Regions from separate parts of the Mus musculus genome. Here region 2 is linked to region 1. The links are chromatin loops, found by intact Hi-C in ENCODE. Cell type or tissue: heart. All regions are shown on one strand. Region 1 holds the start of Uqcrfs1 (ubiquinol-cytochrome c reductase, Rieske iron-sulfur polypeptide 1). Region 2 has its middle 20 kb from the start of Irf4.

Region 1 (4,000 bases):
TTTTTCAAAGACCCAATAGTGCCCCTTCACATTTACCCTGAAAAAAGATCTTGACTCAAATGTATACAAAACCTGATAATGGGAGACAAAAACTAAGGAGCTATTATTCTACCGCTTTAAACCAAGGCCAGAAGTCTCAACAATAGAGAGGAGAGTGTCAACATGCTATAATGACATCAAGATATCAGCAAAAGTAAACTTTGTAATCTGACCTGACATTAAGGTTAATGGCTAAAATAGAGATAAACAGCAAACCCAGTGGGGATCATTAAAAATCTGCAGGAAAAGCTAACCATGGTGGCTCTGGGAAGACAGTCAGGAAGACCTTGAGTCTGAGGACAGCCTAGGATACATAGTGAGACCCTGCCTCAAAGAGAGGCAGGACAGACAGACAGAGAGGCAGGATTAGAATGAATGCAGAGTGAAAAGCTGTCTAAGAAGGCAATTTGGTTGACATGTAGAAAGGTCATAAACTCAACCCCAAGCAGTGCCAAGTAGGTAATACACTGAACAATCATAGTATGTTACTTTGCTTGGTATAGAGGAGAAAGCTATATGGATGCGATCTTCATTCTTTTAAAGTGAATGATATTTCTAAACTCAATGGTCCCTGTGAACTTGAAATCAAGGTTTAATCTACTTGAAAAAGTGAAGAGTCAGTCAACTATCGGAGCAGAAACCAAACGAGCCCAGTGCAGCTTCCCACATTTCAGGAGACACCAGAAAGCTTTCTAGATTTTTAAGTCACAAGGGAATGTGAAGCAGACTTAGATAAACTAGGAAGAGACCGCACTGCATAGATTCCCACTGTGTGGGTCACTTCACCTCTGTTTTCTGTATTAAAAAAAAAAAAAAGTATCATTTCTGACTGCCTCGCCTTCACGACTAAGTAAGATTATGAAAGCCGTAGAGCCTGGTATCTGAAACCACTGCTGATCCCCTACAGTGGAACTGACAGGGCTGGTTTTGTGTCTATAGGGATGGGGCTGCTAGGGAGTTAAGATGCTGAAAAGCGACTGTACCAGTACACTGACAACTTCCTACATGGTTGTTTCAATTTCTATTTTGAACACTTATCGTCTAAACCGTACCAATGGCTTTACATAGAATTCTCTAGTGTAAGACTCACAACACCCCTACAAAGTTGTGGTAACATCGAGGAAACTTGCCCAAGGTCAAATTCCTGTAACTAACAGTATCTTAGCCATGATACAGGGAGGCCGATCTTAATCAAGAAAGTCAAGTGAAGCCTGAGGAGGGAACCCAGACTGACGTGCAGACCGGCTCCTGACTCCTGGGGGATGCAGCTACGGGAGCATCCCGTCACCGTGAGCCCGCCTGCTCCGGGGAGCGCTCGGCCTGCCAAGGTAGCCGCGGCCGGCCCACCACATCCCAGCACACCGCCCTCCGCCGCCGCAGGGAACGAGATCGGGGTACTCCGAAGCCGGCTCACCGTTCAGGCCCACCGTGGCCACCAAAGGCCGGGCTGCGGCCTGGCCACTCAGGGACTCGCGGCACAGGAAGGGTCGCTTCACATCCAGAACAGGTGGCTCCGAGGCGGCGGGCACCGCGCCTTGCAGCAGAGGACGCAGCGCGCCCGCCACCCCGCGGGAAGTGGCCGATAGGACGGGCGCGAACGGGCCCGAGCGGGCGGCGACCGACAACATGGCGACAGCTGCTCAAACCACCTCGTCGGTCACAGGGACGACCTTTCGTTCGAACGACGGCCCGAAGAGGAGCGGGAGGCGCAGGGTTTGTGACGTCAGCGCGACGCCGGAAAGGGCGTTTCGCAAGGTTGAGCGAATCGGGAGGGACGCCGCGTTGGGGGCGTGGCTTCGGGCGCAGGTTGGGGCCCGGGCAGGAAAGGGCAGGGCCTGGAGACACTCTGGTGTCTGACTCGGTCGCCCTGCCCCAGGAAAACCGAAGTCGGGAGGGATTTCTTGTGGTCGTGATTGAGATCCTTCATTTAGGGCAAAACCTTAAATCGGGGACGACCGAGGCATGAGAAAAAAAAAAACAACAGGCTACTACTACTTCCTAACGCCTATCACCTAGAATAAATACCAACCGCTTTTTGTCTTTTGCCAAGACGATTTTGATCTTCTTACAACAAAAGAGCCAGAAACCTATATGCAAGGTTTGACAAAAACAAAACAAAACAAAACAAAACAAAACGGTGGCTTACGATTATTCATGATCTACTACGCTTTTGATTTGGTAGTTTCCTTCGTTGTTCATTTGTAATTATGATCTTGATGAAATAACACTATTGATACCAGCATTTTACCAGTGAAGGACCTGGTCCTTAGACCCTTTGCTCTGCATAGATTGCCAGGAAGCAGTGGAGTATTGTAGACCCCTGAGGGGTTTTTGTTTGTTTGTTTGTTTGTTTGTTTCTGAACAAGTGGGGTTTCCCAAGTGATGTTCAGCAGTACAAAAGGGAGGGACTCTTACTCTCCTTCACATAGTGAGAAAACTGCCAACTTTCTAACTTCTCTTTCAGTTCTGACTACACCACTAACAAAGTCTCTGTGAGGTGCTAATAAACGTTAATCCCTCTTACACTTGAAAATCTCCACTTTTCCAAGTAGAACAAACCTTGATTTCAAGTTCACACAGACAATTGAGTTTAGAGATGGCATTCACTTTCAAAGAATGAAGTTCTCATCCATACAACTTTCTCTATACCAAATACTTCGTTTATTCTTTTAGGGTTTAAAAAGAAAAAACAGTAAAAAAAAAAAACTAAGAATTTAAGCACTGCACACTCTGGCATGATTGTGATATGATGCTTGTATAATACATGGACTCTAGGACCTTGGCTGGTTTCTAAACCTTTGGAATTGTAAAACAATGTAGTTGTGTTGTTTTAAGACACTATGTTTGTTATAGCAGCAATGTAAAACAACACCCAGGAGATCCGGGCCCTCACAGAGGAATGATTGCAGGTGTCCTTAGCCAGGGAGGATACTTGCTGCCTAGTCTGGGTCCTTTCTTGTCACTGTCACTTCATTCAGTTATGTTCTGAACAGGGACAGGACCTGGGATAACCCCAGAGAAGCATGCACTCCATGTAGATCTCACCTAAGGAACCAGGAGTGAATATCCACCATGGCAGAGATCAATCTAACCTTTTCTCTCTCAGCTGAATCTCCAGATGGAAGTCTTCACCCCAAACTGCCCCTGCCTGTGGCTCTGTCTCATGATGGAACCAAATCCCCAGCTAGATGCCAACTGCTGCTGGTGGTGCCAGTGCTTGACAAGAGATGGACCATGGAGCTTTCCAGATGCATATGACACCATATACATCTGAGCTGGCCCTGGACAGACAGCCTCAGCTGAGAAACCACCCAACAAGGACGAGCCAGGGCCAGGCATAGGTCTGTTCGTCATCAGTTTTTGAGGATGTCAGAGGCCAGTTCTCCTACAAGAGCCAGGATGGCCCATTGCATCTTACTGAAACGTTTTCAAGCTTTGGGCTTCAGACCTCTGACTTGGGTTCAGTTCACCTGCTTTTCAAAACTAACAGAAACCTGCTAAGTTCCTTTCCTACTGTTGCTATCTTGGTTGTGCTGCTATCACTAAATTTCTAAGACTAGTTAGTTACTTATATGTGTTTGCATTTGTGTCCTCTACACACCATGGCACAAGTGTCCCATCCTGTACATTTGGAGGTCAGGGGACACCTTGTGGGAGTCGGTCCTCTCCTATCTCACAGGTCTTGAGGATAGACCTCAGATAGACCATCCACCTTTACCTGCTGAACCATCTCACCAGCCATTTTCTTTAAAATTTCTTGAGACTGGATAATTTTCAAAGAATCAAAAAAAAAAAAAAAGCTTCTTATAGATCTGGAAACTGGAAGTCCACGATGAAGGGACCACCAGTAGGGAGAGTTGGCTGACCAGTACAACTCCCTTCTTCAAAGAAGGTGTCCTATTGCTGTGTTCTCTGTAGGAAGGATACTGTGTCCATACATGGTAGAAGATGAAGCAACACA
Region 2 (4,000 bases), 180 kb after region 1:
TTCAGTTTACCTCTTAGCACTTAATGTTGCAATAGGACTAAGCAGCTCTGTGTAGGCATGAGATGCCACTCCTCTCTCAGATGCAAGTTCTGAGGGGCTGGTCCTAGAATAATACCTGGCATGGCACAGATACTTGGCACCTGCCTGTCTAAGAAGTGAAAGCTTGGGGCACAAACCGCCTTTCCATGAAGCCCAGGCTGATGTACTTAGTGGTGGCTGACAAAGGTTTATGTGGAATCGCTGCCTCCTAGTCACTCTTGGTCTCCAAAGGGAAGCTTCCTAAGGCCAGGAGACAAGCTCCCTGAACCTGGGTCCAAGCACTTTCTCTTTAAATTATCAGCAGTGTTGAAGAGTGTCTGGGGTCTAGTCTTGAGACATGGAGAAGAAGGATCAAGGTAAAAGACAGGACTTTGCTTACAGTCTCTTGGGTGGAGATTAATGCAGAAGACAGAAGAGATGGTGGCCAGTAGCCATTGTGTCAGAGGACAGCAGCCATAGCAGCAGGAGTACTAACAGTAGCCACAGCAGAGCAGGAAGATATATAGTACCAGAGGGCAGCACCAGCAATGCCTGTGGCAGCAGAAGCAATGACAACAGTAGCAGTGGCAGTGACAAACAGCAACATCCCTGTATCAATACCATCTATGTGGCGATTGATGCTCCAACAGTAGATGTTATCACTGTTACATCCTAAATCAGCCCGTCCCGAAGCCCATCCAGGCTTCAATTCCCTTGAAAGCCACCTGAGCGCCTTCCCTTGCACCAGCCTGCTGCAGCAGTAACCACTGAGCCCCACCTCCTCAGTGCTTGCCCACCAGCTCAGCCTGCAGCTCTTTCGGTTCCTCAAAGGCGGCACCCTCTCCCCTTTGCAACCCTCTTCCACCCTACAAGCCTCTCTCCCCTCCCCTGCGGGCCTTTCCCATATCAGTCCCCTTAGGTCAAGCTTGAAGATTCCCTGCCTCTCTGTAGAACCATCAGGGAAGGTGTGGTCACTGGAGGTTGAGAGGAGGCCTGTAGGAGCTCCCACTGGCAAGAACCAAGCCAAATCAAAATGGTGCCGTCACACTTGGATCTGGACTTGGTGGCCTAGAAGTTCCAAAAGAGCATGTTGCTAGGGAGCAACAAATAGGCTGGGGTGTGGCTCAGTGGTAGAGCACTTGTCTAGCACCTTCCACAAGAAAAAGTGCAAAGCCTGTTGGGTAGGGTGGGGGTGAGGATGGGGGGTACTCATCTGTCTCAAGGGCTGCTCTCTACGGTATCTCCACTTACTAGAGAAGTGAGTTGCACAGTTGGATTAGCATCATGTGTGACAGATGAAGAATGAAGGCGGAGGCAGTGCAGCAGAGGCTAGAGCAGGCTGCACCTTCAAAGTCTGGGTTCCCACAAGCTTCCAAAGGCAACCCCAAGTCTCCACAGGCTCCCCAGTTCTTGCACTCTGGAATGACTCAGAGTATTTGACGATCTTGTATGACCCTGGAAACCTATGACTTTTCTTGTAAGACATAAATTATTAACACTTTACTCTGCCACTCTGGAATTTCTGTGACTGCAGCCCTGTGTCTCCTAGTGCCAGCCATGAAGTAGCAGTGAATGGAGAAAAGTATTCAAACCAAGAAAAGCCCCGAATGCTGATTTCAAGTACTTAGCTCTAGACTGAGCAGTACTCTAACACGCAGTCAGCGGGCTACAGTGTTTACCGTCCTCAGCCTGCTGAGTGGTTCTTGATATGGCTCTCAGTTACCTGTGCATATCCACTGATAAATTCTTACACATGTATGTCCACTAATGTCCCTGCCCAGAGTTCCCATCTTCAGGCTGCCTGTGCTATGTTGGGTGGCTCTGTGCCGTCCGGGGATCCTGTCTCCTTAAGAACTATTTTTAGAAAAATGAGGACAGAGGTTTGATTCCGAGTTTCAGGCTCCACAGGCTGGCAGGAGCTGGAATTGCTTCAGGGTCCGGTCTCTCTGGCTGCTCAACAGGACGGTTTGCTGAGTGACCAAGGGCCACTAAAGGAGATGGGAGTGGCTGATCTTGGCTTGTTCTTCCTGAGTGCGTCCACCCATGAGCTGCTTAGGATGTGTGGGAGCTACTCTAGGTGGTAAGGATTGTGGTGGTCAGCAGCTCCAAAAGAAGGTATTGATTGAAATCAGGGATGATTTGGAAAAAGCTCCAACACACGGTGGGACTCAGGGAGAAGTGGTTGGTGCCCAGACTCGAAAGGGAGAGCTTATGTGAGGAGCCTGAGACATTTGTGCAGCCAGAAAACAAGGAAGTACTTGAAAAAGAAAGGAACACATCAAGAGGCTACTGAGCCAATCAAAAAGAAAAACAAAAACAAAAAGAAAAAAAAACTCCTGATGGACCAAACTGGTGTAATTTGAATTTGAACAGCAAATTATGAGAACATTAGCATCTAACCCATGGAATAAAACAAATACACACATTTGAAGTATAAATAAAGAAAATAGCCAATAAAAAAGGAAAAATGTTTATATGATATAAAATAAAATAAAATAAAATAAGTACAGGAGTCCAAACTGACATAGAATTGAATGAATCAACAAACAGAAGGCTGGGGCATTCTTGCTTGTAGAAGAATTCAGGCAAGTAAATGGGGACCGGACAAGAAAAGTACAAAATCGCCATTACCTAGGACAGTGCTAACTCTGGGCTGACTACCCAGTCACTGAGTCACCAGGCACAGCACGTGGGAGAGGCTGTATTTGCATAGTCTGGACTTATCTCTCCCAAGAGAGACACCAACCAGAAAGAAAACCTGATCGGTGATCAGAGGGGAAACCCTTTACTTAGAGCCCTACTTGGACTATCAAGGGCAACGGGGACATTAATAAGCCCATTACTGTCACATGACCGTTAATGTCATGCACTGAAGACACAGTGTCACCTCTGTGGGACTTTTACCAAAACTGCACTGACCTCAACGTAACCAGAACAAGCATCGGGCAATGGAGAGACATTCCGCAAAATCGCTGACTAGCGGTACCAAAAAAACATTACAGCACAGATGACAGAGAGGTCCCCAAACTACCAGAGGGACTAGCCGTTAAAAAAAATTATTCTGCTCCCCTCAAAACCAAAACGAGAGCCATGCAAAGTGGTACTCAGGGGACTGGGGCAGAATGCTCGCCACGAGTTCAGTGAGGCTAGCCTGGGCTACATATCAAGACTCTCTCTCTCTCTCTCTCTCTCTCTCTCACACACACACACACACACAATAAATAAATAGATGATAGATAGATAGATAGATAGATAGATAGATAGATAGATAGATAGATAGATAAAAATAGAATCACCAAAATGTCCAATGCCCTGGCAGAAGCTAAGCACCATGTACCTCTGGGTTGATGTAGGGGAAAAAATACAAAAAGAGATGGAACTCAGTGTAAGCCACTGTATAATAATGAAACCATTCAACTTTATTTATTCATCCACACAGCTACAGACACTTGATCTTCAAAAAATGCCATATATGTATATATATATATATGAAAAGACAGCTATTGGGTTCTAATTGGAAGCCAAGAAAAACTCACTTCAGAGACAGAAGTTTAAAAATTAAAGCTTTATTTTCTAGTCTTTCAAAGAGGCAGCCAGTTCTGCCTCTGAAACTGCACCCTCCAAAGGGAAACTGTACAATATTTTTATAGGATGGGAACACAAAGCAGGAGGTGGGGGTGGGGTGGAGGACCGAGTGGACTGTTGCATTGACCAATCATATTTTGACACAAGGAGTTAGTCAAGAACTTAATGTTGGTGGCTGGGTCTTATCCAGGTCACGTGGTTTCAGGGTCCCAATTCAGCTTTTATAGTCAGGTCCTCTCCTGGACTCTGGTCTGGAATTTAGAATAATGATGGAACAAAGGAGTCGACAAACTGCACATAGTCAATTAAATTAAGACAGGCAGTTGCCTATCTGTGTGCCTTAGTTCAGATAACGGGATAGACAGCTTTCTTCTTTGCACCCTTTACATATTAACAG

Evidence for each region. Peaks named below come from ENCODE experiments on the same cell type or tissue, not always from the same donor. Only the 100,000 strongest peaks of a DNase experiment are listed, where the experiment ranks them.
Region 2: it touches region 1 in a loop (2.2-fold over the local background); 1 of 42 quality-filtered maps calls a loop at or near these places.

What each region holds. Positions count from the first base shown.
Region 1 is chr13:30,543,581-30,547,580 of GRCm38, forward strand. It overlaps Uqcrfs1 (ubiquinol-cytochrome c reductase, Rieske iron-sulfur polypeptide 1), which reads right to left and starts at 1,736. Exons shown (of 2, transcript NM_025710.2): 1 at 1,454-1,736. The coding sequence starts at 1,667. In heart, a CTCF peak has its summit at 1,608; a DNase peak (open chromatin) is centred at 1,791; H3K4me3 peaks cover 2,304 bases; H3K27ac peaks cover 1,566 bases.
Region 2 is chr13:30,727,539-30,731,538 of GRCm38, forward strand. No RefSeq gene overlaps it. Among named protein-coding and RNA genes, the nearest start is that of Irf4, 20 kb to the right of the region's middle. In heart, a CTCF peak has its summit at 1,940; DNase peaks (open chromatin) are centred at 753 and 1,893.